Regions from separate parts of the Homo sapiens genome. Here regions 1, 3 and 4 are each linked to region 2. A link is a loop called in an ENCODE intact Hi-C map of the cell type or tissue named here. Cell type or tissue: IMR-90. All regions are shown on one strand.

Region 1 (8,000 bases), 250 kb after region 2:
AGAATGGAAAATAAACAGATGTCCTGGCAGGGTTATGTACAGGGTGCAGTGGGGACCCTAAAGGAAACAAAGTGGCAGCCAATTCTACAGGGAAGGACACACACTGGGTTCAACCATAGAAATGGCTCTGAGACCCAGAAGGAGTCTCGGGCCTCTCCCGGCAGCACTGGCTGCCTCGGGGGACACAGTGAGCTACCCTGAAGGAGGGAGGAAGCTGGGGAGGGAAAGTCCTGCACGGTCCCATCCCCACAGATGACTGCAGAATAATAACATGACTCTGAGACTATGGGTGACAGCAAAGGCCCTGGCATGAGTGTCTGTGCCAAGAACGCAGCGGAAAGAACCAAGATGCCAGACCTGGGAGTACCCTTGGCAGGCTCACATCTCGTGCCCTATTCTTGGATTGGCCAGTGGGGCTTTCTCACCAGGATGGCCACCTTGGCCCCTGCAAGCCCTGCCCTAAACTCTTCCCACCCCAGCCCAGCCTCTCCCCTTCTGGAGGTGACTGTTATGGACACCATTGCTTTTCTTCTCCAGCATCCATTGATCCTTTCAGGCAAACAAGACTCAGCCTCCCTCAGAGAGAGCCACCCCTCCTGCCACCATGCTCGGGCCTTGTAGTTCAGCTCTGGGGTGGAGCAGGCATCCCAGGACAAAGCCAGCTGGCACACTGGCCTCCCAGGAACACAGTCAGGGATGGGCATGGCCCAGTTAGAGCTAATGAACTGCACTGAGACTTTACCAGGAATAGAGAATGAGACAGGCACTCCTTCCCACTGGCCTTGACCCAGAAAGGATGGAGGTTGAAGCCGTCCCATCATCTTACCACTATACAGAGCCTGGAGATGAAGGCACCAGATCGAAAGAGCTCGGGGAAGGGGAGAACAGAATCTAGGATCTAGCAACACCTTCTATGTGCTGGATCAAGCCTTACCTGAGGCCATCCAACCCCACAGACCATTCTGTCAAATGTACCAGTGAATTCTGTTTTGCTTTTAAGCCATTTTGAGTTGGGTTTTCTGTCCTTTGCAAACCAAGAGAGTCCTGTCTGATGTAGAAATCCTTCCAATACACAAAGCTGGCGTTGGTCACTCCCTGCTGCAGTGCACCCCATGGCTCCCACCAGCTCCAGGGTAAAACGCAAAACCTTCATAGTGGTACCCGATGACTGTTAATGAGCAGACCCCTCCTCTCATCAATACAGCTGCAGTTACCATGCTTCCACACTCATCGTCTGATGAGGCCATTCCAGGCCACTTCTGTAGGTCATATCTCTGCCCCTCTGCTCGACTGTCCCCACAACCTGCAATGCCCTTCACTTCAGGTCAGCTAGCTCCACCCATTTCCCACCGTCTGGAAAGCACACTCTGCACATCCTCTATCCCTGGGTGCAGTTCGGGCCCCTCCTCTGGGTTTCCACAGCTCCCCGTGCACATGACAATGACAAACCCTATTCCCCGATCATGTGATTGTGGACTGTGCTCATCTCCCTGCACCCCCCGACCCCGCAAGGAGTGCACAGGGGCCAGGTCCCATTCATGACCATGGCCTCACATCCTGCATAAAACCCAGCACATGGATAACTGCTCTCTGAATATCTGTGGAATGAATGAATGAATGAACACAAATGCTAAGCTTATGTAGGCCAAATGGAGCTACATAGATAATTTCTACAAGAGAAAGTCAGGGAACTGAACTGACGGCTCTCACACAGCATCCCACCTCCAGCCACTTAATTGGGTGGAAAAAGAGGGTTTCCATTAAGGTTTACATTAGCCTGGCAGTCGTGTTTCACAAGGAACCCAATTACCCTGATGTGGCCACGTAGAGGCTGATGGGCTCAGGAGGAAGGAGTCCGCTCCGCAATTAGGGACTTGCTAGTACAAGCAGCCCAGGAGCCAACATCCCCCCAGCCTCACCTCCTGGGGTGTGCATTCCGACCAGCCACCTGCTGCAGGAATCTGAAATACAGACCACCCCGAGATGGAAGGAGTCCATCTGGCTCAGGGAAACTGGGTCTTCTGAATACGAAAAGTTGCTTACATAGAAATGTAAAAAAAGCTCCGAAGCCCATGTTAAACAGATGATTCCCTTGGCCCAGAAACACGGTCTTTTCTTCCCCTTTGTCCCTGGGGTGATCAGGAAAATGTTAGAACCACAGAAAAATGAATCCTTTGTGGGAAGGAGAACAGGAAGAAAGACTTCCAGGTGCACGGTAAAATGTCAGGTTGGCCGTCTAACCCACCTGGGCGAGAAACCGGGGCATGGAGGGGCCGGTGAGCTTCTTGTCTACAAAGGAGGACACATTCTTTAGAGACAATGATGATCTGATTGGTTTCTCAGACTGAAAGCCACATGAGTCAGTTTTTGTTTTTTGTTTTTTGTTTTTGTTTTTGTTTTTGAGACGGACTCTTGCTCTGTCGCCCAGGCTGGAGTGCAGTGGCTCGATCTTGGCTCACTGCAACCTCCACCTCCCAGATTCAAGCGATTCTCCTGCCTCAGCCTCCTGAGTAGCTGGGATTACAAGTGTGCACCACCACACCCAGCTAATTTTTGTATTTTTAGTACAGATGAGGTTTCACTATGTTGGCCAGGTGGATCTCGAACTCCTGATTTCAAGTGATCCACCTGCCTCGGCCTCCCAAAGTGCTGGGATTACAGGCACGAACCACCGCACCTGGCCAACTTCTTTAATTCCTCCCTTCAATTGCCACCCTTCCGGAGCACGGGAACCTACCGCCCAGTGCCCCCACCTTGCGGTGCACAGTGGGATACACATCCCCAAAGCCAGCCTCCCCCGCCCCAAAAAAGAGCTACCCCATTTGCCTCCCGTTTTCTCGGCCCCTCACCCTCAGCTCCAGTGCCCAGCAGCCACTGCCTCCTGACCACTCTCATCCTAATTCCTTAGCAAGTCCTTCGACGCAAGCCTCTGCCTCTGTGATTTTCAGAGGCTGCGTCTGTCACATTTCTCCAACCCATCACGCTGGCTTTCAGGGGGTACTTCCAAATGATTTCAGTCACTGGTCATGAAATCTGTCATTAGCTAATAATAAGAAGAAAAGAGCCTCGAGGCAGCAGAAGGTGGGGGCAGGGTGTGAAACCCAAAAGAAACAATTCTCAGAAGAGGATGCCAACCTTTCCCCTGGCGTGTGTCACCGTCACCGCCCCTCCGAGCCCAGCCACTTGCCAGCAAGCTGCACAATGAGCCCCACCGAGGCGGGGGGCAATGGAACCCGCTGCTCACTTCCAGCAACAGACGAGCCCCATGAGACTGCCAGGCTCTTAGAGAAACGCACTTCATAAAGGAAAGCAGAAACGGCCGTGCAGAAGCTAAGTCTGGAGAAGCACGTTCGCTGGTTCCCAAGTTGTGAAACTCGTATTAATTAATGTGACTGGTAACGTCCCAATGTATCCAGGGAAGTCCAAAGCGTTGTCTGCTGAGAAAATAAGAAGATTAAATCATTAAGTCGTTAGAAAAAGAAAGGCTTTACTATGCACCTGCCATGGAAACGGGGATGTGGGAAAGGCCAGAAGGACAGTGCCCTCTAGCGGCTGTCTCCCCTGCAGAAGTGACACAGATGCCTCCATGAAAGCTTCCCCCAACAGGAGGACCCGGCCTGCTTCGGAGACAGGCCCCTTCCAAAAGCAGGTGGATTTGGGGAGTGCTGGAAGCCATTGGCCTCTGGTGCTGGCAGCTCAGTTCCCACCTGAGATACTCAAAGAACCACCATGGCACTGCCTTGGGCCCCACCGGGCACAGACAACTCTACCCATCAGGAACAGATGCAATGCCCACAGCAGAAAAGGAGAAAGGCCTTCACGGCCCACAGGGGTCCCCACACCCCTGCTGGAGACTGCACCTTTGGAGGAACAGCCCCAAACAAGGGATGGAGGGATGACGGCAGGTGGAGAGTCACTCCATGACCCCACAAAGCAGGTCAGGTTCCCCACTCCCCGCATCCATTCCCCTTCCTCTCCTTTCGAGGCACTATTAGTCTAAGGCACATCTGTGCTACAGGATTTGCGTCTACAGTGCTCTGAAAGGACAGATGCATGGCCTGCTCTGTCTCCCCTGCTCCCAACATGACGCCTGGACTGAGGCAGGTGCTCCGTGAACACTCGGTGAATTCATGAATGAATGAATCAGGGTTTCGGGACTCTACCATTCTCTCTACTGCAGTGTCTCCTGTAAAAACTCAAAGGATGTACTTTCTACTCCATCTGTCACTGTCTCTATGGAAGGCTGGATCTTGGTCCCTGCAAAGATGTCCACATCAAGTCCCAGGAAACTGTGACTTTGCATGGCAAGAGGGAGTTTGCAGATGTGATTAGGTAAGGACCTTGGGGTGGGAGATTAGCCTGGATTATGCAGGGGGCCCAATGTGATTGACAGGGTCCTTACAAGAGGAAGCAGGAGGGCCAGAGCCAGAGGAGGTGTGGCGAAGGAGACAGAGAAAGATCGGGAGATGGCTTTGAAGACAGAGGAAGAGGCCAGGCACTAAGGAACGCAGGTGCCTCTGCAAGTTGGAAAAGGCAAGGAATGGGATTCTCCCCTGGAGCCTCCGGAAGGAACCGGCCCTGCTGCCACCTTGATGTTGGGACTCCTGACCTCCAGAACTGTAAAATAATAGATTTGTGTTGGTTTAAACCACTGGGTTTGTGGTATTTTGTCACAGCAGCCCTAAGTAAATTAACAGCCTCAAGAGAGCCCCAGCAACTCCACGTAATTTCAAAAAGCCTGGAACATTCTTTGCAGCAGTTTTACTGAGCCCTGCTCCACACCGGGTGCCCCCTGGCACAAGCGTTACTGAAACTGACATGGCTTTGTTCACGCAAGCAGAATGAATATTAAACAAGCACAGAGGACGCATCTGACCAACACTGTGGATAAAATCACAACTGGCCCTAAGGCTGCCGCGGGCCATTCTCCTGTGACACCAAGGTCTGAGGAGGTTGCCTCCTTATTAGCAAATCCGGAACAATGTTTTTTTTGAGAAGGAGTCTTGCTCTGTCCCCCAGGCTGGAGTGCAGTGGCACAATCTCGGCTCACTTCAACCACCACATCCTGGGTTCAAGCGATCCTCCTGCCTCAGCCTCCCAAGTAGCTGGGATTACAGGCGCCCACCACCATGCCCGGCTAATTTTTGTATGTTTAGTAGAGACGGGGTTTCACCATGTTGGCCAGGCTGGTCTCGAACTCCTGACCTCAAGTGATCCACCCACCTCGGCCTCCCAAAGTGTAATGTATTGTTTTCAATGTGCAAAAACAACTGGATGGCCTCACAGTCAGCACGACCTGAAGTCAGTTCTCCACCGGTGGCTTCTCAGAATGGCTTAGCACAGCAGCCGCTGGCTAAAGGGCTGAGTAAGGGGTCAGATTCCCTCACCCTCTGTCCTCCTCAGCCTGGGGATTTAATGGGTTCACAGGAAGTAGCCAGGGATGAGCTAACTGCTTGACGTTTTCAGACACAGCTGTGTCCCACAAACCTTGCTGTTCCTTGAGCCTGTGTCTCCTCTTTGTCCCCAAGAACACGTGACACAGATGGCTTCTCGATCCTGCTACTGTCCCTCCAATTACTGGCCTACCAGGTTCTCAGGCTGGAGCCCGGGCATTTTCAAACACAAGGATGGTGCACTAGCTCTTCTGCATGGACGTCATTCAAGTCACTAAAAACGGTGAATATCAGCCCAGATGTCAGCACCATCAGCCTCCTGGACCAAGCACACCCATCTATGGTGGACCAAGCACCAGGAGCACACCAGCAGGCTGGCAAAGAAGAGGACACACATTGCGGGAAACGTTGAGTGCTCAGTGAATTCATGAACGACTGAATCAGGGTTTGAGGACTCTACCATTCTCTCTACTGCAGTGTCTCTTGTAAAAACTCACAGGGGCCGGGCGCGGTGGCTCACGCCTGTTATCCCAGCACTTTGGGAGGCCGAGGCGGGTGGATCACCTTAGGTCAAGAGTTTGAGACCAGCCTGGCCAACATGGTAAAACCTCATCTCTATTAAAAATACAAAAAAATTAGCTGCACTTGGTGGTCTGCGCCTGTAATCCTAGTTACTTGGGAGGCTGAGGCAGGAGAATCGCTTGAACCCAGGAGTCAGAGGCTGCAGTGAGCTGAGATCTCGCCATTGCACTCCAGCCTGGGCGACAGAGTGAGACTCCATCTTAAATAAATAAATACTCAAAGGACCTATATTCTACTCCATCTGTCACTGCCTCTATGGAAGGCTGGATCATGGTCCCTGCAAAGATGTTCACATCAAGTCCCAGGAACCTGTGACTTCACATGGCAAGAGGGGGACTTTGTAGATGTGATTAGGTAAGGACCTTGGGGTGGGAGATTAGCCTGGTTATTCAGGGGGCCCGATGTGATTGACAGGGTCCTTACAAGAGGAAGCAGGAGGACCAGAGCCTTTTACTAGGTCCAGATACCTCCCTTACCACTTCCCCCATGCCTGCCCCGACATGGTAACCCTGGCCAGGAAAAGGTCAGGATGGTGGCAGAGAAGAGGGGAACTCAGTCCATGCTGTGGATTTAATTGTGTCCCCCTGAAAAAGATATGCTGGAGTTAGGCAGGTCCGGGTCTAACCACTCATCTGGGTGTGTGGCCTTGGGAAAGTTCACATCTCCAAGTGCCAATTCCAACATCAGTAAAAACAGTGACACAACCTTAAGTGAGGACTTCTCTGGAAGAGGGAGAGACAGACACACTGTGTCCAGCCAGTTCAACACAGTAGCTTGCCTGAGCTAAGGATGCAAACAGAGCTCACAGGACATGTGACAAGGACCCACGCTGTGAGCTTGGGGCTCCAAATTCAGGCTCCTTCCACCACACGGCTCTGCAAATGGCCCCCTGTCCTCAAGGGACCTGGTGTCTCTATCATGTCACCAAGCCCAACTGTTTCCCTAGCTGTAAAGAGTAATATCCCCTGCCTACAATCCCAGCACTTCGGGAGGCTGAGGTGGGCGGATCACTTGAGGTCAGGAGTTCGAAACCAGCCTGGCCAACATGGTGAAAACCCGTCTCAACTAAAAACACAAAAATTAGCCGAGTGTCATGGTAGGTGCCTGTAATACCAGCTACTCGGGAGGCTGAGGCAGGAGAATCGCTAGAACCATTGCACACCAGCCTGGATGACAGAATGAGACACTGTCTCAGAAGAAAAAAAAAGAGTAACTATCCCCCTCCAATATCATTGCTAAGGTTTAAAGTCACATGTGGGCAATGACGTGTGGTTCTCCAATCCCCTGCAGAGCTTCCCACCTCCCCGGCACCCACCTGGCGACTCCCCGTCACATCCTGGCCAGGACTCGTAAGCCAACTTCACCCTTATCGGTGTTGTCTGGCGGTCTGGAAGAAGATAGGTCTGGGGATCTGGAAGACCTCACTGTGTGCTGTGTATTGCACTGTATCTCCCCTAAAAGGCACACTGGAGTCTGGCCCCCAACACCTGTGACTGTGGCCTTATTTGGAAGCAGGGTCTTTGCAGATGTAATCAAGTTGCAGATTCGGTCATTAGGGTGGGCCCTAATCCAATGACAGGCGTCCTTACAAGAAGAGGAGAGGACAGAGACACAGACGGAGAAGGAGGCCCACGTGAAGAGGGAGACAGAGGCTGGAGTGATGTGGCCCACGGCAGGGAACACCAGAGCCACCACAGCCTGGAAGAGGCCAAGGGGGATCCTCTCGGAGCCCTGGAGGGAGCACAGCCCAGCTGACACCTTGATCTTGGACTTCCAGCCTCCAAAACTGTGACAGACTATGTTTCTGTTGTTTAAGCCACTCAGGTTGTGGTGCTTTGTTACAGTGGCCCCAGGACACTAGCACACCCCATGCTGCCCCAGGGCAGGCCCGGTTGCACCTGCTGCTTGGCCCCGGGCAGGCACAGGACCCATACTCAAGAGTGTCAACCAAAGGGGGACCCAGGCCACACATCATGTGATATTCTGATCATAATTCGACTTCCAGCCAAGCTGGTATCAGACAGG
Region 2 (8,000 bases):
TCTAAAGTGTTTTCTGTCAGTAATGTCCTGTGAATCTCGCTGCTGGCTGGCTGTGCCTGAAATACCATCAAGTTCAGCTCTGTTCAGACCCAGACTGATGAGAAGTCCCTCCCTCCATCACCCTTTGTTTCCTCGCCTGGTTCTGATTGTCCAAACCTTGCTGGGAATCAGATGGTCCAGGGGTAACCATTGGGACTTTTCACCTACTGGTAGGCTTCAGCTTCGGTGAGAAGTGTCATTCAAAAGCAGAATTCAAATAACCTTCAGGTCCTGGTGTCAACCAGTACAATCTCCATGCCGGTCACGGTTGCCTAGAATTGGGGGGTCGCTCCCCATCCCCTGAATCTGTGACTGCTCAGTGCGGGACACTTCTCTGCAAGCACCTCGTCTCCCCAGAGAGGCTGTCTGCTGTGCCTGTTCTGGCAAGAGATGACCAGGAAGTTCTGCAACCAGGCAGCCCCGGCCCCTCTTGTGGCTGAAACTGAAAGCCCCAGGCAAGGGTTTCTGACAGTTTCTTTCTTTAATGTCATCTTCACGCTGCGTTCCTGGCACTGTCTCAGGCATCTGGGAGGTATGGACTGATGAAGAGGGGTGAGGGGAGCAGTTTGGCTTAGAGCCGCGCGTGTGTGTGTGTGTGTGTGTGTGTCCCATTCTCGCTCTCCTGAGCCACCCAGCCTGGAGCTTATCAGGGCAGGTGGACCAGATGAGAGGGGTAGGGGGCAGGGCCAGTGCTGCTCACTCAGACCTGTGAGTCAGTGAGTGACAAAGAAAGCGAGCGGGACCTGCCCAGAGTGAGACCAGCTGAGAGCCACTCCCAGTTACCGGTCATCCATCCATCCATCCCTTCACTCCCCTTCTTCAGCCAACTCCCCGAGCCCCCATGCCTGTGCTGAAGGGCCTCGGCTCACCCTTGGCACTCTCAAGGAAGCAGAGGAGGAAGTGACCCTGGACAAGCCAGCAGAGCTGGAGGCATCCCTAGGTCAGGTCATGAGGCAGTGGGGAGCTCCTGGGGGTGGGGAAGTGCACGTGCGGTAGGCACCTGTCCTTTGGAGCCTGGGAGAGGTTGGGGCCAGGGGAGCTTGGTCCAGAATGACAGGCGTGAATCAGCTAGAGGAAGGGGGAGATGTTCTGGGCAGGGACCCTCTGTGGGCAGAGATGCAGACACAGCAGGGCGGCTGAAGCCTTCTGGACCTGCGGGTCTGGGAGGTGGCTGCAGACCTGGAGGGCTGGGGGATGGAGCAGGGCCAGGGCAGGAGACAACACTACCCCCAGCTTGAGTGAGGGTTTGAATAGCAGGGTGGGGCAGGGAGGAGGGGAGGGTGGCCAGGTTCGGAGCTTAGACAGCTTCTGGGTGGGCTGCCCATGGTTGAGGTGGGCACAGGGAGAGGCAGTTTGGGCCAAGAAGGTGAATCTGATTTCCAGTTCCCTAGGACAATTGGCCAAGCCCTCTCCAGCCCCACCCCAAAGGCCACACTGCAAGAGGGTTGCCTCATGCCCAGGCCCTTGGCTTCTGGGGCGGGTTGGGGGGCGGTGGCATGTAGACAGCAGGTCTGGCCACTTCAGCTGTCTGTGTCCACAGTACAGGACTTCACCGAACAGGCTCACAATTGCACCCTCCACAGCACTAGGGTTGCACTTGGCAGTGACAGCCCGAAGGCCTGCCCCGAGCCAGGTACCATGCTGAGCACACTCGGAACCCAGCTTCCCACTTAATCCTCATGCCAATCTTGTCAGTGGCAACTGTGGATTCTGTTGTATAGATGAGAAAACTGGCCCAAAGAGGCTAATAATACATAACCCCACCAGGACCAGGCTCCCAACCACTACACTATACCACCTAGTGAGGGGTGGCAATATAGAGTTCCTAGGACACAGCACCAGGAACCATGAGGGGGCAGGGGCCCCGCAGTCTCACTTTCTAGTCATTATCCTGTTTACTTTCCAATATTACTGACCCAGAGCCTGGCCTGCCTTATGCTTAGATGAAAGCTATCCCCTCCCTTCTTAGGGATGCTTTGCCTCTATTAACCCAGTCTTGGCTGCTTTAGCTTCTCCCCAGTTGACTTGTACAACAGATTCACAGGATCTTAGAGCGAACTGAGAGCCCCTTCCCCAGCGCCCCCAAGAGAGGCTTTTCCCAGCCCAGCTGCTCTTTCAGAAGTTACTGAAACAATTGTCAACCCCTAAGAATAGTGGGGCCTTGTTTCCTAAACACTAAACAGGCAGAGTTCTGGACATCTGAGCCAGGATGAGTGAGGAGGGTGACCCGAGGCCCTGCCCACCCTGGTTATGCCCTCCTGGGGACACCAGGGGACACCCATTCCATAGGCGCTGGTCTCACTCTGCACAGGGCCTGGCAGGAGGGTGGCCCCATCTCTTCCTCCCTCCCTTTTTGCACCCCTTCCCTCCTTCCTGCCTTCCTCCAGGGTACACATTCCTTGACCCCTAAGCATGAACCCCCTAGGGAGGTGGAGGAGACTCCAAGGTCACTGAGACCCACCCCCGGGCAGCTTCCAGCCAACCTGTTTAACGATTGACTCTATGAATAAATCATTCTCTAGCTGGGGCTGTGGATGTCCCACTGGCCCTACTGATGTGCCTTCTGTCCCCCCACCCCAGTTATCATGAGCCCCTTCCTCCTTTTCCTCTTAGCTGTGGCCAGGTCAGAAATGTTCATCCTGACTTCCCCAGTCACGGGCCGTCCCCACTTCCCACAAGCCCAGGTTTTCTCGTTCAGCCCCTCAGGACACAGTGCCTCTGAAAGCGTCAGACCAGGCCCAGGCAGGGTCTCTGGTGTACGCGCACGTGTGTGTGTGTGTGTGTGTGTGTGTGTGTGTGTGTGTGTGCGCGCCCCCCACTCTCCACAGCCCTCAAGGGGGTGGGCAGGGTGGTAGACAGAGACAGTGCCAGCAGCAGGCCTGAGCCTCGTGTGCTGTGCTGTGATGGGGAGAGGCCCCAGGAACTGCTGGTGGAGGGGGCTGAAACCGATCTGCTTCCCCATATTCAGATGGGGACACTGAGGCCCAGAGAGGGCTGGGACCGTGTTCAAGGTCACACAGTGAACTGGGGATTCTTGAGGGCCAAGGATGTTCAAGCCTATATTGCAGACATGGTGGACATTGTCCAGAGGCCTTGAGGAGCTTTGGGGAGTCGGGGGTGTGGGGAGGAGTACAAACATTTCCTAGATGATGAAATTTACACTGAAGCCCACCGAGGCACTCCTTTTAGGAAAGGGCTTCAGAATCGCTCCCTGCCTAGCCATCCACAGAAGCAGAAGCTGAGATGAAATGTAAATGCCTCCAGTCCTATATTTTTCGACATCAACCTGAACAGGGCGTTTACATCGACAGCCCATACCCCCCAGCCTGCTCTCCTTCCCCTCCCATCTGGGGCACATACTCCAGTCACCACCCATCTGCCTGCACGCACACCTACCCCAACAGATGTGTGCAAACGGCTGCCTCCAGAAATTAAGAAATAATGCATGAGTTTCCCAAATTACACCCATTTAACACTGAATTAAGTTCTGGAAGCTCTTAACAGAGCCCTGGGAGGGAAAAAAAATTTTTTTTTGGTCACACTTCCCTGGAAAATGAGACAAACCGTGATCTTTGAAAACCCAGCTACATAATCTGATTATTCCTCCCTGGCAAGCCTCAGAGAGATGCCCAGCAGAGGGAGGGGATGGCCGGCTCTGCCGCGGAGGAGAGATTTGCATTGGGAAATTGGACTGGGAAAGTTTGTCTCCCGTGCCAGATTCCGAAGCTCCTCGTTGTCGCCTGATGGGCTCAAAATAAAGTGCCGTTTTCTTAGATATTGGCACAAATTAAAAATAAAGGCAAATTCCTTCCATAATCCAGCGCGAGAATTTCCTCTGAGGCTCCCGGAGCTTGTCACGGAAACGATGGTGATTTGCTTTCACTTTGGGTTCCTTTCCTTTGTCGGGAGAATTGTACGTGTGCAGCTGGATTTACAGACCGAAAGAAATGCATTTAGTGTTCATTCATTCCACATTTCTGGAGCGTCTACCAAGTTCTGGGGCGAGGAGGGGCGATTTGAAACAGGGTCCTTCCCTGGTGAGTTTTGCAGTGTGTTTGTTGGGGGAAGGGAAGGAGAACTAAAGAAAAGCCCCTGAGAGGGGTCAGGGAGGGCTTCCTGGTAGAAGTAAATTTCGGCTTGGGTCTTGATAGGTGTGTAGGAGCGTGCCAAGTAGAAGAAGGCAGAGGGGCATTTCGGGAAGAGGAGCAGCCTGAGGAAATTCTTGGTGTGGGTCTCACACGGATGTGGCTTCTCGTTATGAAGGTTCCTTTGTGACAACCTGGCTGGACATGTGGCTTTTTACAAAGCCCTTTCATATCCATTATTTTCCACTGCCCTTGGGTAGCCCAAGGCAGGCCAAGTTTCCCTAAAGGAGAGAGCTGAGCCCAGAGATGGGAAGCAAGGTGGCCAGAGTCGCAGCCAGGCGGGACTCTGAAACCCAAGGCCCTGGATCTCATGGGCTCTGTGCGGGTTGAGAGCAAATAGAATAAGTTATTCTATAGAAATTCTAAAACTTAAAGAACTACAGACATGAATTCCAAAGTCTAGAAAGGCCCCTTTCTCCCTCCACGGGAACCGAACTCCCTGGCTGCAAGAGGGGCTGGGCTTCAAGACCTGGGTCCCGGTGATGCCCATGCTGGGGCTGCCAGCTCTGAGCCTCGGTCTCTGCGTCCAGAAAATGTGCTGATGGAGCCTCTCTCTGCCCATTTGCAGGAAGCCTGGCATCATCCCAAGTCCCAGAAGGTCCAGGTTCAGCCTTCAGCTCAGTGAGAGTCCAGCAGGGTCTTTTTTTTTTTTTTTCTTTTGAGACGGAGTCTCTCTCTGTCACCCAGGCTGGAGTGCAGTTGCTCAATCTCAGCTCACTGCAACCTCCACCTCCTGGGTTCAAGCGATTCTCTTGCCTCAGCCTCCCTAGTAGCTGGGATTACAGGCGCCCACCACCATGCCCAGCTAATTTTTGTAGTTTTAGTAGAGACAGGGTTTCGCCACGTTGGCCAGGCTGATCTTGAACTCCTGACCTCAGATGATCCACCCACCTTGGCCTCCCAAAGTGCTGGGATTACAGGCATGAGCCACTGCACCCAGCCCTCCAGCAGGGCCTTTGCTGTTTAAATTGTTCAAGCTTCTGGGCGCTGGGCTGGAGTGTGGCAGTGTAGCATCAGCTGGGTGCAGCTGCCTGGAATCTGATCCCTAGGACAGAAAGGCCTTTGGAGAATGAGCCGTGCAGCTGAGATGAGCCCTATCCTCAGGACAACGGGCCAGAGGGAGGCTCCGGGTGCTGATCTCAGGCAGGCTGCCTCCTTCCCCAAGAGCAGCCTGGAATTCCCGAGGCTATGCTGGGATTTCACATAGACAAGTCTCCGCTGCTTGCTCCTCACTTTGTGACCTTGGGCAAGTTATATAACCCCTGGAGCCTCAGTTTCCTTACCTGCAAAATGGGTTATTGTGAGACCAGATAAAATAAATTCATACAAAGGGTTTAGTTAGCACAGTGTGCATTCAATGCCTTGTCCGCCTCTGTATTCTCACTTTGATACTGTTAACAACTTTGTGTTACTGTGTTGACATTGTTGCAGCCCTTCCATGAAGCAGCCAGGCAGGAACCAAATCTGCTCATCCCCAGACCCCTAGAGTAGGGACCACCAAGCCTGTGGTTGTTGAATGAATGAGGAAATGAATCAGGTGAGCAGTTAGACCAGTGGCGGTGTTTCTTACCCAGCACCATGGCAACTGCAGACCAGGCAGGGGGGAGCCAGCTTTGGAGCCTGGGTTCTGATCTAGCCCCATCTCTTACTAGTGACCAATGGGGGCTGCATATTTCCCTCTGAGCCTCAGCATCCTCATTTTCAACATAGGGCTAATAATGATGATAATAACCTGAGTGGCTTGTGAGGATTTGAGGCGGGGATTGTAACATTTGGGACAGCTGGGTCAGTTACATTGCTAACCATTATGTTTTACCCCTAAGCTCTAGAGAGACAGTAAGATTTCAAATCCCAGTCTCCACTCCTCCTGGCTGTGTGGCCTTGGACAAATTACAGCACCTCTCTGAGCCTGTTTCCTCATCTAAAAATTGGGATGATATCCACCTCTTCAGGAATTAAACGAGTTGCTCCAAGGAATGTGTTTGGTGCAGACGGGCATATAGTAAGTGCTCAGTAAATATAACTGGAATTATTATCACCACTGCTACATTTAAAAGCAGAAACACCAAGGAGGCACAGAAGCAGTGAAGGGTCAGAGAGCCTCTCTCTATCCTGGAAGGGTGGAGGCCGCCTTGTTCCTAGTTTAGCTTGATAGTATCAAGTCCAGGTTTGGCATGCTTTGGACAGGTTGCTGAGAATGAAGGGATGATAGATGGATGGATGGATGGATGGATGGATGGATGGATGGATGGATGGTGAGTGGGTGGATGGATGCATGGATGGATGAATGGGTGGATAGATGAATGAATGGGTGGGTGAGGTGGGTGGATGGATGGATGGTGGATGGATGGATGGATGAATGGGTGGGTGAGGTGGGTAGATGGATGGATGGATGGTTGATGGATGGATGCATGGATGGATGAATGAATGGATGGATGGATGAATGGATGGATGGATGGTTGATGGATGGATGCATGGATGGATGAATGAATGGATGGATGGATGAATGGGTGGATGGATGGATGGATGGATGGTGGATGGATGCATGGATGGATGAATGGGTGGATAGATGGATGAATGGGTGGATGGATGGATGGATGAATGGGTGGGTGAGGTGGATGGATGGATGGATGGATGGATGGTGGATGGATGAATGGATGGATGGATGGATAAATGGGTGGATGAATGGGTGGACAGATGGATGGTGGATGGATGCATGGATGGATGAATGGATGGATGGATGGATGAATGGGTGGATGGATGGATGGATGAACGGGTGGGTGAGGTGGGTAGATGGGTGGATGGATGGATGGATGGATGGGTGGATGGGTGGGTGAGGTGGGTGGATGGATGGATGGATGGATGGATGGATGGTGGATGGATGCATGGATGGATGAATGGGTGGATGGATGGATGAATGGGTGGGTGAGGTTGGTGGGTGGATGGATGGATGGATGGGTGGACGGACAGATGGATGGGTGGATGGACAAATGAATGAATTAGTGAATGAATGAAATTAAGATCAGGGCAGCCAAGGAAGAGGCTGAAGTTTGGGGGCAGAAGCTTCCCTTTGAGGACGAGAGCGACAAGGTGGGATGCGTTGTGTAGCTGGATGATCTCTCTCTTTGCTGCATGAATCTTTGTTGACTAGGGATGGTGGCCCAAGTCTGGGGGCCCAGGCTCCTTGGTTCCCTCACAGTTTGGTTCTGGAGCTGGACAGAGCCGAGTTCAGGCTGTGACTCCTCAGCTTCAGCATAGGCAAGTTCCCATGCCACTCTGAACCTCTGTTTCCCCCTCCATAATGTGGGGAGAGGACTGGCTTGCAAAGATAACACATTTGAAGGTGGTTTGCAACCTGTAAAGTCAAACTGAAAGTCAAGGGAGGTGTTTGGGCTCCATGCAGTGGGTGACAGGGAGCAGAGGTGGATTTGGAGTTGGCGGAGCTCATGAAACATCAGCCTGGGCACTCTCTGGTCCCCTCCTGAGGAGACCTGAGGCACACGGTCAGGGAAGGGGTAGAGGGGGCACCTGGGGCAGTGAGGCAGCACCTCCAACTCATGGGCAGAACCAGGCCCAGGGATGGGAGTGCTCTGCCCAAGGCCCTTGGAGCCCCAACCTGATGGGGAGACCCTCACCTGCTCACCGTAGCCCTATCCTGGGCACTTTGCCAACATCACCTTGTTTAATTCTCATAACTTTCTGTGAGAAGAGACAGGTTGCCATTCTCACTAGGAGCTCAGAGAGGCAAAGGGACTTCCCCAAGGGCACGCAGCCACTATGTTGCAAAGCCAGGATTTGGACCTGGTGGCTTCTGTT
Region 3 (8,000 bases), 180 kb after region 2:
GTATCTACCGAGAGATGAAAGCAATCTCAGGCCACACCATTCTCAATGCTACCAGTGACTATACGCTGCCGGCTAAGCCCATGCACAGAGAGAATCCCAGTTTATCCTCACAGTGCCCTGAGAGGTGGGTAACATCTCTGTCCCCACTTGACAGATGGGGAAACTGAGGCTGGGGGGTATAATCTCGCCCTTCGCCAGAAGTCACACAGCTGATAAGTGGGGAAGCTGGATTTGATTCATTCCCTGAACCGGTTCTGTCAGGGTCCCTGGGGGCCACATGTGACGAGGTGGAGGTGGGGGACTCTGATGCTCCAAGTATATCCCTCACCACCCAAGAGTGCTAGGAAGGCTTTGTCCCAGAAGGACCATTAGCACGGTTCCAACAGCCTTTTGCAAAATGCTTCCAAAAATGAATGATCTCATCGTCCAAACCCAGGCCAACATTTTCCAAAAGTGGGTTCCACTAAAATACAATGCGTCTTACCCCAAAATTGATAGATAAATAAATCCCACTATAAACAAACAAGTTTGAAAAATGCTTCCTACCAAGCTCCCTCTTGGAGAAGTACAGTATAGGTCAGCCTATTAAAGGTTCTGACAAGTCTTGCACTAAGAAAGCTGTTTGGGTAAGCTGTCCTAGACAAAGGAGAACTCTCTTGCCTGCACCATGGGTTGAAATGAGCGCTCCTCCGATGTTATGGGAAGGAGGGATGCAGCAGCCTCCTGAATGGGATGCCTGCAGGCACTCGGATAAGTTAATGAGCAGCCAGTGGGCTCCAGTTCCTTTTGACGGGAACAAGCCTCCCTGGCAGATCCCCCAGAAGCTGATCACACCCAGCCCCCAACTCCAGAGCCTCGGAGATTTTTCCATCCACAGATTGACCAGCAGGCTGCCTGGGCTAGTGAGGGCCCATTCTCTGTCTGGAGGGAAACGGGCCAAATCCATGTATGGCACAGCTCAGCCGCACAGGCCTGCGTGTTTACTGGGCAGGCTGTAGATGGTAAATGAGGCCAGCGAGAGCAGCAGGCTGACATGCTTAAAAACATTTCCACATTGAAAAAAGGTCTCGAGTCAGAAAGAAATGGGGGCTGGGTAATTCACTTAACAGAAGCGGAGCGGGCGGGCAGGAAGACACCCAGGGAGCAGCGAGGTTGAGTTAAAAGGCGCTGATTTTATGCACTGTGGTTAGGTTTTTGACTGTAATTACATTTCAATCCATGTGGCAAACATTTCTGAGATTCCAAACATTTTCCCACCTTCTTCCCAGCGGGGCGTTTGTGCTGTCAAAAAGCCGCGAGCCAGGGGAGAGCACATCCAACATCCCACCAATAGCTCACCTTCTTCACCACGCTGAGCTTATCCGGGGCGTGGTCGAACAGCGTGTCGAAGGCATCCCGCTCTGAGGACATGCAAAGAGAGACACGAAGGAGCGTTTATGGAAACCCGTGGTGCTGCCCTAATCCAGGGCCCTGCCAGCTTCTGATCCCTCAGGAGGTTCAGCCTCAACTCCCACACCTGCCTAGAATCCTTCCAATTCCTACCAGAATGAAAGGGCTGACCCTGATGATCAGTCCCGGCCAAACCAAGGCGAGCAAGAGCGCTTGGGAACAACCAGAACAGCGTGGACTAGAGGCTGCAGAGGGTCCCTTCCACCTGCTTTTTACCTTCTCATATGAAACACATAGATGGCATCTGGCATCTGCACCTGCCACGTCCTAGGACTTGAGGCGTCCTGAATTCTCCCTGTTCCCACACTCCTTGTCTACTGGCAAATGTCACCTGTGAATCCAACCACTTCCCCCGCGACGGTGGCCATGTCCTGCTCACGCCTCACTGCCCCTCGCCTGGGAGCAGCTGCAGCCTCCTACTCCACTCCTGGCCCCTGAGCCCTTCTCCCCAGCAGGCAGAGTGAGCCCTTCCAAGTGCAAACAGGATCATTTGTTTCCCCCCTCCACTCCCACCACAACTAAAACCCTCCAACTGCTTCTTATCATGCTTAGAATAAAATCTATCTTCTCTCCTGCGAGCCATGGGACACTCAGATAAAATCCATCCTCTCTCCCACGTGCCATGGGACACTCAGACTCAGCGTTATCCTCCTACATGCACCCTCCCTGACTTCACTCCACCAACCGGCCTCCCAGCTGCTCCTGCTGACACTGGTGCACACTTGCCTCAGAGCCTTTGCTCCTGCTGCCATGGAGGGGGGAGTTCCATAGGGGCATATGGAACAGAGACTTGGACCCCAAGCAGAGGGCTGAGGTCTCCAGGTAGACACAGAGCTGTGGGGCATCACTGCCAGGGCAGAAAAGACAGGGAGGAGGGCATTTGGAAGGGGCCCAGGGCCCCCCAACTTCCATCCTCCAGGTTCCTGGAGGCAGAGCATGTTCAGAGGACCAAGCCCAGCAGAGAGACCCTCTTTTACCAGCCAGGCTGGGGCCCCAACCCAAGGAGCAGCCCTGGGAGCTGCGGAGCCCAGCTTGACAGGGAGAGAGTGGGGTAGGAAGCTCCTCCCACCCGTCTAGTGGGTGGCCTAGGGGAGCCTCCTCAGGGACCGCCCTGGCCTAGGAGAGAGACAAAGAGAGCCCAGAAAAAGAAAGAAGGGATTAGGCCCAGGTAAGCCAGAGACCTACGGAGAGAAGTTGGCCAAGCCTCCTCCCAGAGGAAGCATGCTGACCCTTCCTCCCAGGCTGGGCCCCAGGAGGCAGCTCACACCCCCCTGCCCAGCCCAGCCCAAGTAGCCCCTTCCGTGGCCTTGTGGAGGTGGTGAGAAACAAAGAGGAAAGGAGAGAAGGAAAGTGTATGTGTACGTGTGTGTGCGCGTGTGAGCATGTGTGTGCATTGTGGGCACGTGTTTGCGTGTGTGAGCATGTGTGCGTGTGCGAGCACGTGTGTGCATGTGTGTGTGTGAGCACCTGTGTGCACGTGAGCACATGTGTGCGTGTGTGAGCACGTGTGTGCGTGTGAGGTTGTGTGTGAACATGTGTGTGTGCTGTGAGCGTGTGTACGTGTGAGCGCGTGTGTGAGCGTGTGTCCATGTGTGAGCATGTGTGCGTGTGAGCACGGGTGTGCGTGTGTGCGGTGTGAGCGTGTGTACACGTGTGAGCACGTGTGTGCATGTGTGAGCACGTGTGAGCGTGTGTGTGCCTGTGTGAGCGCATGTGTGCGTGTGTGAGCATGTGCGTGACTGGGGGAAGGGAGGGAAGTTTTCTTCACCTAAAGACCAACATTGACCAAAATGCCCTGCCTCTGCACACACGCCAGCTTCCTAATGCGGCAGCTGTAAATGATTTTCATAATCATCTAAGACTACACTCAATAAGACAGTCTGCTAAGGGGCAAAACAAAAAAAAAAAGTGAAATTTTTACATCTTTACAAAGCAATACGCAAACTATAAATGCAGCTTAAGAAAAACCCCAGGAGCAGAAGAGTGCTTGACGTCAGCCAGGGTATATTTAGCTGGGCCACCGCTGGGCTGGCAGAGTCAAGCCACTCAAGGAGACATCGGGGCCGCAGAGGCCTCTCCGCCGGCTGCCATGCCCCTGGACCCAGGGGACTGGCATCACGTCACACAGTCCACAAGGCAGGGAGGGGCCAGGGGCTCTGAAAATGGGCACTGGGGACCAGGCACAGGACCCAAGGGCATTTGGAAGGGACCCAGGGCCCCCAACTTCCATCCTCCAGGTTCCTGGGGGCAGAGCATGCTCAGAAGACTGAGCCCAGTGGAGGGACCCTCTGTTACCAGCCAGGCTGGGGCCCCAATACAAGGAGCAGCCCTGGGAGCCGCAGAGCCCAGGTTGACAGGAAGAGGGTCGGGTAGGAAGCTCCTCCCACCTGTCTTGGGGTAACCCAGGGGCCTCCCCAGGGACCACCCTGACCTAGGGGAGAGAGAGAGACAGAGAGAGCATACTGCACCCCTGTGATGTGCTTGGCCTTGGGAACGAAAATAGATCCTATTTTGTTCTAGCTGCCCCACTTCACACCCCATGACTGGGCAAATCCTTCCCTCTCCGACCCCCTTTCTTCCTCCATAAAGGCAGCATTCTCACAGCCCCTGCCTCGCTCTTGGTGTGGAACTAAGTGGGGCAGTGAGTAGAGGCAGGAGCATGGAGCCTGGCAGGAGCATTGTCGGTCCTCAGTCCTTACAGCTCCCGCTCGTCCTGTCCCCCAGAGCCTCCGCAGGCTCTGGGGACATCACAGAGATAAACAAGGAGGGACTCCTCTCTTGGAAGAGGCACAGACTTGGGGGAGGGCCTGGAGAGGGAGTAAACTATGATAGTGCAACCCTGTTAGTGTCAGAAAAGACGAAGCCAGACGGGGGGCCAACCGACCTGACCATATGCCAGGGCTGCCCAAGCTCAATCTGCAGGAATGCTCAGCTTGGTCGCTGTAATGTTTTGATTTGAGTCAACAGTTTTCATTTGTTTTGTTTTCTTTTGTTTTGTTTTGGTCTTTAGGCTTTTTGAGACAGAGTCTCACTCTGTCACCCAGGCTGGAGTGCAGTGGCATGATCTCAGCTCACTGCAACATCTGCCTCCCGGGTTCAAGCAATTCTGCCTCAACCTCCTGAATAGCTGGGACTACAGGCATGCACCACCACACCTGGCTAATTTTTGTATTTTTAGTAGAGACGGGGTTTCGCCATGTTGGTAAGGCTGGTCTTGAACTCCTGACCTCAAGTAATCCACCCGCCTCAGCCTCCCAAAGTGCTGGGACTACAGGTGTGAGCCACGGTACCCGGCGAGAGCGAACAGTTCTTAAATTGGAAAGTTTGTCCAAAAGTTCTTAACTTCTGGCTTCTCTTGAAGAACTGGAGGCTGTGGCAACAGTGAGCCTGCACTCCCACCTGGCAGCAATAAGCTGCCCCTGGGGATGGGGGTGTGGACTCTCCAGCTTGCGCCAGACCCCACCACTCCCCACTGCCACCCAGCCCTGGGGTGAAGGGGCAGATGACATTATCATTGCATAATCTAGACACTCTCCTCTTTTATATTATCAGCCTGGTCCCTGGAGACACCTGAGTCTGGGACCCATGAACCAAGGGCTGGGGGGACCTGAGGAAGGCTTCACAAAGCAGTCCTGGGGTTCAAGCCAGGCTTGCTGGGGCAAGAGGAGGAGGAAAGGCGCTCCACCGAGGGACCAGCAGGCACAAGGAGAGAGAGATGCCAGAAAGCCCAGCGCAGGTTCAAGAGCCGGGTGGACTGTGAGAGGGGTTAACAGGGGCTGTGGCCTGCAACGTGGGAGTTATGGAGGGCACAGTCAGGAGCCACGGGTGATGGGATGGAGCCAGAGGTTTTGGAACAAGCCCTGTTGGCAGAAATGGGAGAGACGTGAAGGGGAATTACTAGGAGTTACAATGAGGGGGAAGAGAGTGAGGAAGGCACATCCCCCTTCTTTCCCCTCTGCCTCAGAAAGAGCCTCCAGCCCAGGGCAGGCCCAGGAGGGGGAAGGGCCGCCCGCGGAGAAGCCGCACCAGCTCACCCATTGCCATGGAGACCAGGCTGCAACCTCCCTGGAACCCCTGAGACTTGTTTCCGTGGAGAGAAGCCTCCTCACCCACCTCATCCAGGACAGTGATGCTGTCAGGAGGCAGCGAGGACCTGTGGAGCCACCTCCCTCCCCGGAATGATGGGGAGTGGGCAGAATGGAGTCCCCATCCCTCCCTGGCTCAGGGTACTCGTGGGGAAACTGAGGCCCAGAAGACCACTCCTGGCAAAGCCCAGCACATTAGCCAAGGAGGGTCTGCCCGGCCTTCCAGAAGCTCCTAAAACATCTGCCCCCAGCTGCGTGCAGACTGTGGCCAGGGCTGGCTGCTTTGGCAGGGGGTGGGGTGCACCCCGAGGAAAGGTCAGCTCCAGCCCACAGAGCACCTCTGGGTCAAGGAGCCATGTGTGAAAGGAGAAAGGCAGGGGCTGTGGGTGCCCCTGAAAGTTTGCTGGCACCAGTGTCTGCCAGACACGTGCAAGCTTCGTTGTGTAAACACTGGCACAGGGAAGAGGAGCCAGGCCATCCCCATGAGCTGAGTGCTGCTTGGTGTGTCACATGAGTACAGAAAGAACTAAGGCAGGGGTGGGGAGGAGAGCCAGTGGAGGCCAGTTTGGGGCAGTGGAGTCAGAGAGGGCCTCCCTGATCAGTGACATTTGAACCAAGAGCTGGCAGAGCTGAAAGAGTGAGCCATGGGGTAATCTAGAGGGAGAGCATTCAGGTGAAGGTTGCTGGAGGAGGGAGCACCCTGGGGTGCTCTCGGGGGCTGAAGGAGGGGAATGGCATGGCAGGGAAGCGAAGACAAGGCGTGCTGCTGCCCCCACAGGGGCGGGTGCCGGGCCAGACACCCTGCTGTGCCTGAGGGTGCCAGGCTGGGTAACCAGGAGACTTCGGAACCTGCGTCAGCAGAAGCAGCAAGGCCGGGGGTGGAACTAATTGCCTGTCACCGACTAATAGCCTGTTTGCATTTTCTCAAGCACAGCACATAAAGCCTACAAAGTAACGAGAACAATTCCATCGGCCTCTTGTACATGGTCTTGCGATTCCACAGTCCTCCCACCCCTGGAGTGGCAGCTGGGTCCACTTTTCACATGTGACACCTGGCTCTTACCTAGGGAGCCACTGCCCCAGCCATCAGACCCTAAAGCTCATTCATGGGGTGGCAGGGGCTCCGGGGCCAGGCTTCTGGGCCCTCGGGCCACAGGGTGCTATACACAGCCTGAGGCCCATGTGCTCCCAACTGAACTGAACAGACTGTCTTTTCCCTAAACCTCCAACAAGGCCCGAACCAAACACAAAAGTGACAGCGCCACAAAAAAAACAAAAAGACTCAAAAATGCTTGAGGGGCCCACTGTCATCTTTTTTTTTTTTTTTTTTTTTTTTTTTTTTTTTTTTTGAGACAGAGTCTTGCTCTGTCACTCAGGCTGGAGTGCAGTGGCGCAATCTCGGCTCACTGCAACCTCCACCTCCTGGGTTCAAGCGATTCTCCTGCATCAGCCTCCCGAGTAGCTGGGACTACAGGTGCCCGCCACCACGCCCGGCTAATTTTTTTGTATTTTTAGTAGTGACGGGGTTTCACCATGTTAGCCAGGCTGGTCTCGATCTCATGACCTCATGATCCATCCACCTCGGCCTCTCAAAGTGCTGAGATTAAAGGCATGAGCCACCGCGCCCGGCCCTCTCCTCATCTTTAGGCCTCTACAATTCCAAAGGGGTTCTGAGCCTCCTCCAGGAAGAAAAGATGGAGAAGAGGTGACAGAGGGGGGCACTGGGCCCCCAAAACGCGCCTCTACCTAGACGCAGGGTGGGGAGACGCCTCACCCCGGTCCCATGAGCTGTGACCCCACTGCGGTTTCGCCTCCCTCAGCAACTATATACAGGATGTTTCTCTTTCTCTTCCTGCATTTGTTTTTTAATAATAGAGACAATTTAAAAGAGCTGGAATTCTCCTTAAAAACAAACAAACAAACAAACAAAAAACAGAGAAGGCCTGTGAATGTTCCCAGCACAGCTTAAGGTCTAGTAAAGAAAGCCTAGGGGGGACACGCTGGCTGCATCTTCTCAATTCAAGCCCCGCAGGATCTGAGCCACTTCCCCTCTCCACAGGCGTGATGGTTAATACTGTCAGCTTGATTGGATTGAAGGGTGCAAGGCGTGGTTCCTGGGTGTGTCTGTGAGGGTGTTGCCAAAGGAGATTAACATCTGAATCTGTGGACTGGAAAAGGCAGACCACCCTTAATCCAGGTGGGCACCACCTAATCAGCTGCCAGCACAGCCAAAATAAAAAGCAGGCAGAAGAACATGAAAAGACTAGACTGGCTTAGTCTCCCAGCCTCCATCTTTCTCCCATACTGGATGCTTCCTGCCTTCGAACATCAAACTCCAGGTTCTACAGCTTTGGGACTCAAACTGGCTTCCCTGCTCCTCAGCTTGCAGAAGGACTATTGTGGGACCTTGTGATCGTGTGAGTTAATACCCTTAGTAAACTCCCCTTTATATATATCTATCTATCG
Region 4 (8,000 bases), 330 kb after region 2:
GCCCTCTCCGTAACAGCATGGCTGAGCTTCCTCTGGGGCAAAGCTCCCTCCTGCTGCCTGGCTCTGAATACATCATGTCTGGTACACGGGAACCAAACACGGAGACTCGCAGACACTGGGCGGGTGTGTGAGAACACGGGTGGTCCCGGGGAAAGGCCACGCGGGCCATACTGTTGAGTGAAAGCAAACCACATCCACGCTGCCTCGGAGTGTGTCTTTAACATTTATTGACGGGGTTTCCCACAGGGTCCGCAGTCAAAGAATCGCTGAACCGCGTTTCCTCGAGAGACGGTGTGTGGCATGGGCGCCTTGCTGCTGCCCCAGTCCCAGAGCTTCTCCTGTAGGGGTGTCGGCTACAGGAACCTTATCCCAGCTCCAAACTGGACGCCATCACATATCCTAAAAAAAGGGGAGAGATCAGATGCGGCGGCCGCTCCGCCAGCCCTGCCATCTTCACGACTCACTGAGCATGCGCCTCTCAGAAGGTGCCGCCTCCGCTTCCTCCTCCTCCTGCTGCCTTCCTGCCTGGCTGCCGGCCTCACCCTCACCGGCCCCGGCTGCTTCCTCCTTTGCTGGTTAAGAACCTTCACCAGCTGGTTAAGCCCTCGGAGAATGGAAAAGGGAAAGAAGGAGAGACCCAAATCCTCCTGCACTACTCCCTCCTCACCTCCTTCACGTTCCCCTCTCCGGACGGAGAGGACAGAGGGCCGATGAGAGGCGGAGCAGGGAGGGAAGGAGCCGGAAGGACAAGGTGGGTAGTGAGGATGGAGGAGAGGCAGGTGGACAGAACTTAAGGTCCGCCCGGCCCCCAGAAGGTCCCGGGGCTTAGGAAACCAGCAGTACCCACAGCCCTACAGGGGTTTAGCCTGACCACCTCTTAGACCTGCTCCTGACCCCAGGAAGGAAGGATGCAAAGGTCACATTGGTTGCCATATCTGTTATGAGCTGACCTTCTGCAGGTGTGACTCCACACAGTGGTTAAGAACCTGGGAACAAACCACCAGACCCATTTTCAGAGAGGAGCAAAGAGGCTCCAGTCACACGGCTGAGAAGTGGCAGGACAGGACTCCAGACCCGGCTCAGGGGCACCCACAGGCCTTGTTCTTTCCGACACACTGCCATGCACAGCTGGGGGGCAGCCTGTCCCCCTGACAGCATGCCTGCAGCAGCTCTGTCCGCCTGGAGCCTGTGCATGGGGCAAGGCCAATGCTGCCCATTTGGGACAAGGTGGGCCTAACCTAGGGACCTCAACTTCTGGGGAAAATGATATTCAGACTCCTACACAGCCGCAGCCGGGGCCAGGGAACACAGCCTTTTTGCAAGCTGTGGGCAATTTCTAGAAAAGGCCAGCAAGAATGGCTCCTTTATTCACGACGCCCGTGCCCTTGCCCAAGCTGAGGATTTGGAGCACATGCACACCGGCGGCAAGTTTTCCTTTTCCAACCTGACTCTGAGCAAGAAGACACAATATCTGATCCACGAAGAGATTCAACACAGATACTCACAAATGCTGCGCCGGCCTCCTGCAGGATGAAGGGTGCTTATTAACCAGCCCCGGCACTGCAGTCCTCTCACCAGAAGCCAGGACTGCAGCCCCTTCAAGATTACAGTAAGCCACATCCATGGCCTTAAAACACCAGAATCCACATCAAAACCCGGGCTGCATTTGTACCATTTAGTTGTGTTCAGATCTGTTTTTAGATTGTACACTCTCAGCTCCTTCAAACTAGTCTATACCTACATTCGCTACTTAGAAAAATGCCTGAACATAAGCTAGGAGCTAAAAAGGAAGTCAAGCTCTTGGCATATGTAATTCAGAAAACAAGCAAGCATTCTAATAAAGGCCTGTCACTCTAAGTACAAACAAACAGATTAAACAACTTCACAAGCATAGGTTTATGCTCAGAGACCACATAAACATGTCACAGAACAAAATACCCACTGCAAACATTCAAAGCAGCGCTGCGAAGTTCCACCAGACCAGGGGCAAGCCAGCCTTGGCATCCTCCAGACAGCCCCAAACATCCACCTTCTGCTGTGCACCCCACGCTCTCTCCCTCCCTCACGGCCGCTGTCTTGGTGCAGGGCTCCTGGTCATCTCCCACCTTCTTCTCACCCAGCACTGCCACTGCCGGCACAGGGTCTTGGAGTCTGATGTTCAAAGGCTTCTGACGAACTTGGACTCTGAGGCTGGAGGCCAGGAAGCACCCAGCATGGGGTGCTTTAGGAAGGTCATGCCAACAGCACCCTTGGCGCCTTGCACCCCACCTCCCACCACACGCCAGGAGCCTCTCCACCTGGCTCTCACTTCCAACACCAGGTGCAGTTGTAGTCATGGGGACCTCAGCGGTGAACAAGGCAGATGAAGTCCTGAGCTCAAAGACCCTGGCATATACCCAAGGGGAAAAAGGTCAGCGGGGCTGGAAGGCAAAGGCGTGGGAGCTCAGGGCCTGGACCTCCCCACTCCCCCTTCTGTTCCTGTAGGACGCGGTTCTGCCCGGTGCCCGCCGACAGCGCACACCTGCACAGCTTTGCTCCTGCCTTTGTTAGCCAGGACCACTGTCCCTGCGTGTCTTCTGCAAGCACCTGGCTGTCTGTCCTCTAGGAAGATTCAGCTCAGGGACCTGCTCCAGGGGGCCCTCTCAGCACCCTCCCCAACAACCAAGATGATCCACTTTCTTGTCTTCCTGCTGCTAACTGTGAGCTGCTCTCCCAAGCGAGCCTGCCTGATTCAGCCCTGTGTCTCCAGAGACCGGACTCCTAAGACACAAACTGACAGAATGCTGTTAGATCCCAGAGACAGTGGTGCCACAAATCACTTGCGACATAACAGTAAGCAAACATCTCAAAACTGTTTCCTTCTTTGTGAATGTCTGAAGTCCTATTTACAGTGTGCCTGCCTCAGTTATGGGGGAAACCTGTGGATAATTTCTACACACACGATACCCCATCCTGCCAGCTACCAAATTTTAGAAATGAAGATTAAATCTGGCAACCTCACTCCAACTTCACGAAATTCCAATATTGATGACCAACCTCAAACAAGGCCTCACACTGAGCGAAAATGTCTTCCACACTCGGGGTGCCAGGCTGACCCCGTTCAGAGCTCACTGTCCATAATAAACATCTGAACAGCTGCCACCTGGCCTGGGGGCAGAGGCACTTCCTTATAGCCTGGTCTTTAAATGTCACGTGCTTAGGATGCTGCTTCCTCCCGGAATAAACCATATTTTGAAATTAATCTCTGAAACGTGTTTTTTAGATTTAACCTGAAGAGACGGAAGTAAAGCTGAAAGGTAAATGTAACCACTTCATATGAAAATTATTTCAGAAAGGGTCAATTCAACAGAGCTCCTAAAAGCCGCGTTGACTTCTCAGGGCACACTGACACCCAGTGGCTACAAAGAGCACTGCAATGGTGGTGATGGCAGCGTGGGCTGCCCAGACCCTCCCTGCCCGAGACGTGCACAGTGGCGGGTCCCAGAGCAGCAGGGACTGTGTCAGAGAGCGGTATCTAAAGCTTCCCTCGCTCCAACGCCCCTCCAGCCCCGGGCCTGCAGTCAACCACTCAAAACCACCCACTTAAGCTAGGTGTTGGTGCAGCAGCGTCACAGCGCCTCTGGGGCTACCTGCAAGGATTCAAATGAGAACCTGGCTGTTAGGCCAGGGAGCCCAACACTCCCAACTGCAGAGGGAATAAGGGCTTCATAGAAAGAAACTTGCAAAACCAGCCTGGTCTGCTGAAGACAGTAACGGCGTGGAGTTATCTGATGCAGTCTCGCTCTGGAAAAAGGTGCCCACTTTTTCACTTTATTATCTCCAAAATCAGGATGCATCATCCCATCTATGGCTTGTCACAAACTGTTAGCTGAGATGATGTGGAGGGGGAGGGGCAACACCTCCCACAGGAACCTGTTCCCTTGTGTGAGGGGCTGGCCACGCCGGGTGTATCAGCAGCAGAGCAGCCCAGGAAAAATAACCACTTCCCAACCCCAGGCCAGGCGGTGCGCCAAGGGCTCTGCATGCAGTAACTCACTGAGTTCTCCAAACTGCAACAGTCACCATCATGATCGTCCATCCTCTGGGCATGAAAATGGACACCCAGAGAGGTTTTGTGACTCACCCCGGGCCACACAGTCACACAGAGTGGCCAAGCTGGGCCCCAAGCCCGGGTAGCTGGGCCCCCAGGCACACATGCATGCAGCCTGCGTGACTACACCCTTTCCAGCTTGGGCTTTGTGTGGAGAACAGGAGAGGCGTGGAGGGGAATGGGAGCTGGCGGTTGTGGGAGCAGCCGCCGCCATCTCTGAAGGCCCTGTCATCAGTAGGGAGCCGCAGCAGCCTGGCAGCCCCTGCCGTGTCCCCAGACGCGGAGCAGATGCTGAAGGGCCTTCTGGCAAGAGTGTAAGGAGCAGATTCCGCTGAAGCAATAACCGTAAAGGACCTGAATGACAGACGCAGACTGCACCTGAGAGGCGATGCTCAGAAACACTTGCGAATGCGGCTCCCCTTTACAAAGCACCATCCCCTACATGCTGATGCGGAAGACGGAGAGAGTAAAAATGATACAGCATTTCCTTCAACTGGCACAAACTACAACCTATTTGAAACCGGGTTAAGCCTCCAACAGCACCACCATTTGGTGGCAACATAAAGGTAGACACAAAAATGAAGAGAAAAAACAGGCTGGGGTGCTGTGAATGCATATACAAAAATAAGAGACAGTATGAACACTGTTGTGGACTGAACATTCATGTCCCCACAAGATTCACATGCTGAAGCCCTAACCCTGACAGGATGGTGTTGATACCTGGAGGCAGGCCTTTGGGAGGTGCTGAGGTGCAGACGAGGTAACGAAGATGGGGCCCTCGTGATGGAATTAGGGGCCGCATAAGAAGAGGCATCGGGGCACTGGCCTGCACTCTTCCTCCTCCAAGTGAGGACACAGTGGCAAGGCTGCCATCTGCGAGCCAAGAAGAGAACCCAACAGCAACCAAATCTGCCAGCACCCTGATCTTGGACTTTCCAACCTCCAGAACTGGCAGAGTATGAACATCTGTTGTTTAAGTCACTCTTAAATACTCCATGGTATTTTGTGATGGCAGCCTGAGCTGACCGAGATACACTATAATGAAAACACGTCTGAATCTCTTAAAATTTACACAACGCAGCTGGGTGCGGTGGCTCATACCTGTAATCCCAGTACTTTGGGAGGCCAATGCGGGCAGATGGCTTGAGCCCAGGAATTCAAGACCAGCCTGGGTGGGCAATGTGGTAAAACCCTGTCTCTACAAAAAATACAAAAATTAGCCTGGTGTGTAGTCCCAGCTACTTGGGAGGCTGAGGCAGGGGGATCACTTGAGCCCAGGAGGTCAAGGCTGCAGTGAGCCATGGTCAGGCCATTGTACTCCAGCTGGGTGACAGAGAAAGACCGAGTCTCAAAAAAAAAAAAAAAAAAAAATGCCGGGCGTGGTGGCTCATGCCTATAATCCCAGCACTTTGGGAGGCTGAGGCAGGCAGATCACGAGGTCAGGAGTTTGACACCACCCTGACCAACATGGTGAAACCCTGTCTCTACTAAATATACAAAAAATTAGCCGGGTGTGGTGACGCATGCCTGTAATCCCAACTACTCAGGAGGCTGAGGCAGGAGAATCTCTTGAACCTGGGAGGCAGAGGTTGCAGTGAGCCAAGATCGTGCTATTGCACACCAGCCTGGGCGACAGAATGAGAGTCTGTCTCAAAAAAAAAAAAAATTTTACACAATGCATGTAAGAAATAGAATTTGTTTATATAACTGTGTAACTAGCCCTATACCATATTCACCCATGTAACATTTAGGGAATCTTTCCTCAATAAAATAAGGGGTGAAGAAAAGCCAAGAAGGTGGGTTCCTCTGCTGTAGAGAGAGGGGTTCTCAAGATCGTGTCCTCTGTGGTCAGGAACAAAGCTTCACTCACCCCAACTTTCCTAGAGACCCTGGCCTGCAAAGTCAACTGCTCAAAACACTGCCTTCTGTTTTCAGCACACAGGAACCAAATCACCTGTCAATTCCTCCAGCCAGACCCTGGCAGGGGCTCCCACTACCCTGGGAACAATAAGCACAAAGCACCTGAGGGAGGGGGTGGGAACGCTTCACACCTGCTCCTCCCAGCTAGATGGAGAAAAACGCAAAGGAGGAAAATACATGTGTTTTCATTATTTTGCAACTATTTAATTCTCTTAAAATCTTCAAGCTTAAAAGCCACTAATGAAATTAACCACGTCCAAAACAAAATAAAATTACTGGAGAGTGGGATGTGATTGTGGAAAATAATTCCCAACACGTACCTGTCGCCTGTCTGTACTCCCATGGGGACGCAGTAATTAAGTTCCAACCGAGCGATGTTGCCAAGCCTGAGGACAATCCCGGCCCCGTACGACCAGCGGATGCACTCAGCCAGCTTACGAATATGAGCTTTGGGGCCCTCCCCTGAAAAGAGAAAGACCTGTGAGCAACAGTGCGTGCCCGTCCTTCCAAGCTCTCCCAGCTCTCCCAGACAAGCCCTGGCTCCCCCTGGCTGGGCCCTGCAGTTGTTTTTAAAGCCAGGCCTAGAGATTAGGGAGGATGCATGAAGTGAGATTAGGACCCAGGTCAAGAGAGGACTTGGAGCCACACTTACTCACATCCAGAATGAGCCACGCCTTCTCAATTCTTTGGGCCTGGCATATTCTGTTCCCTCTGCTTAGAATGACTTTTCCCCATCCCCTGACCACCTGGGAAGCCCCACTCTGAGTCTCAGCTTGGAGACTTCCATGCCTTCTAGGAAGCTTTCCAGGCACCCCTAGCACCCAGGCATCTGCTGGGAGTCTCTTCTGGACCTGAACTCCCTGAGGAAGGCACCCAATCCTACTCAGCTCTGTGGCCATCATGACTTGTTTATTAAATAGACAAACAGATTTTTCTTCGTAAGGGCATTAGATGATTATTTTTCTTGTATGCTTCATTCGCTCAACCAACCACTTAATGCTGGGCATTATGTTAGCTGTTGTAAGAATTTTTTTCAAGTAAGGCACAGTCTCTAACTTTAATGACTATGTAATCTAAAAAGACAGACATGGCCTGGCACGGTGGCTCACACCTGTAATCCCAGCACTTTGGGAATCCAAGGGGGGTGTGGATCACGAGGTCAAGAGATCGAGACCATCCTGGCCAACATGGTGAAATCTCGTCTCTACTAAAAATACAAAAAATTAGCCGGGCGTGATGGCACGCGCCTGTAGTCCCAGCTACTCGGGAGGCTGAGGCAAGAGAGTCACTTGAACCCAGAAGGTGGAGGTTGCAGTGAGCCGAGATTGCGCCACTGCACTCCAGCCTGGCAATAGAGCGAGACTCCATCTCAAAAAAAAAAAAAAAAGACAGACACCTCTTTGTGTACTGTGCTTTTAAACATGAAAACAACTGTACTACAATGGTTTCTTGAATAGCGCAAGTTTTACCATAGTTGAGGTTGCAGAGGTTTCCTGCGTTGAGAAAGAAGTGTGTTCGGAAAAGTTCTCCAAAGCCACCCTGGCCTGGCCGGAAAGGTAATGGGGTGTAGAGGTGCAGGCCGCCGGCCCAGTACGCTTCTCCACCTAGGTAGTCTCCTAAGCAAAGGAGGGGTGCAGAACAAAAACAAGGTCCGACAAGGTTAACATCACGTTAACTTTCCACAACTTACAGAAGCAAGATTTCTGTCCTGTAAACAACGCCACACAGTGCTGGAGTTTGCAAGCAGCTGTTCTTCTCATTCCTGATACTGATGGCCTCATTTTAAATAATCTTTCTTTTTCTCCTGGTTTGTTTCACACCTTGATTTAACTGAGGAGGCAAACAAAGCCAATGTCGTTGAGGAAGGAATGCACTCTGTCATTCATCGTATCTGTGAAATGCTTTGAAGAAATGAGTCTCATGACAATAACTTTATCCACAAATGTAGATGACCAACTCACTTCCACCTGCAAATGAAATGCATTATTTT

The links. Hi-C counts contacts between places; a loop is a spot of excess contacts. Peaks named below come from ENCODE experiments on the same cell type or tissue, not always from the same donor. Only the 100,000 strongest peaks of a DNase experiment are listed, where the experiment ranks them.
Region 1: a loop joins it to region 2, with 8 times the contacts of the local background. A loop is called at or near these places in 18 of 110 quality-filtered maps.
Region 3: a loop joins it to region 2, with 2.3 times the contacts of the local background. A loop is called at or near these places in 3 of 110 quality-filtered maps.
Region 4: it touches region 2 in a loop (5-fold over the local background); 15 of 110 quality-filtered maps call a loop at or near these places.

What each region holds. Positions count from the first base shown.
Region 1 is chr22:44,076,920-44,084,919 of GRCh38, reverse strand. The region is part of intron 1 of PARVB (parvin beta); the gene reads right to left. Among named protein-coding and RNA genes, the nearest start is that of PARVB, 57 kb to the right of the region's middle. In IMR-90, a CTCF peak has its summit at 3,542 (motif pointing left); a DNase peak (open chromatin) is centred at 3,519.
Region 2 is chr22:44,322,087-44,330,086 of GRCh38, reverse strand. It overlaps a transcript of SHISAL1 not described here. Among named protein-coding and RNA genes, the nearest start is that of SHISAL1, 13 kb to the right of the region's middle. In IMR-90, CTCF peaks have their summits at 468 and 3,681 (motif pointing right); a DNase peak (open chromatin) is centred at 3,926; H3K4me3 peaks cover 643 bases; H3K27ac peaks cover 807 bases; H3K27me3 peaks cover 365 bases.
Region 3 is chr22:44,141,261-44,149,260 of GRCh38, reverse strand. It overlaps PARVB (parvin beta), which reads right to left. Exons shown (of 13, transcript NM_013327.5): 9 at 1,339-1,400. Among named protein-coding and RNA genes, the nearest start is that of TRU-TCA2-1, 5.4 kb to the left of the region's middle. RefSeq lists enhancers at 673-1,302, 2,561-3,190, 3,191-3,820. In IMR-90, no CTCF peak of the experiment used is centred here; no DNase peak of the experiment used is centred here; H3K27ac peaks cover 222 bases.
Region 4 is chr22:43,988,737-43,996,736 of GRCh38, reverse strand. SAMM50 (SAMM50 sorting and assembly machinery component) reads right to left here. Exons shown (of 15, transcript NM_015380.5): 13 at 7,480-7,626; 14 at 6,331-6,472; 15 at 208-399. The coding sequence ends at 354. Among named protein-coding and RNA genes, the nearest start is that of PARVB, 32 kb to the left of the region's middle. RefSeq lists an enhancer at 388-557. In IMR-90, a CTCF peak has its summit at 3,390 (motif pointing left); DNase peaks (open chromatin) are centred at 3,376 and 4,066.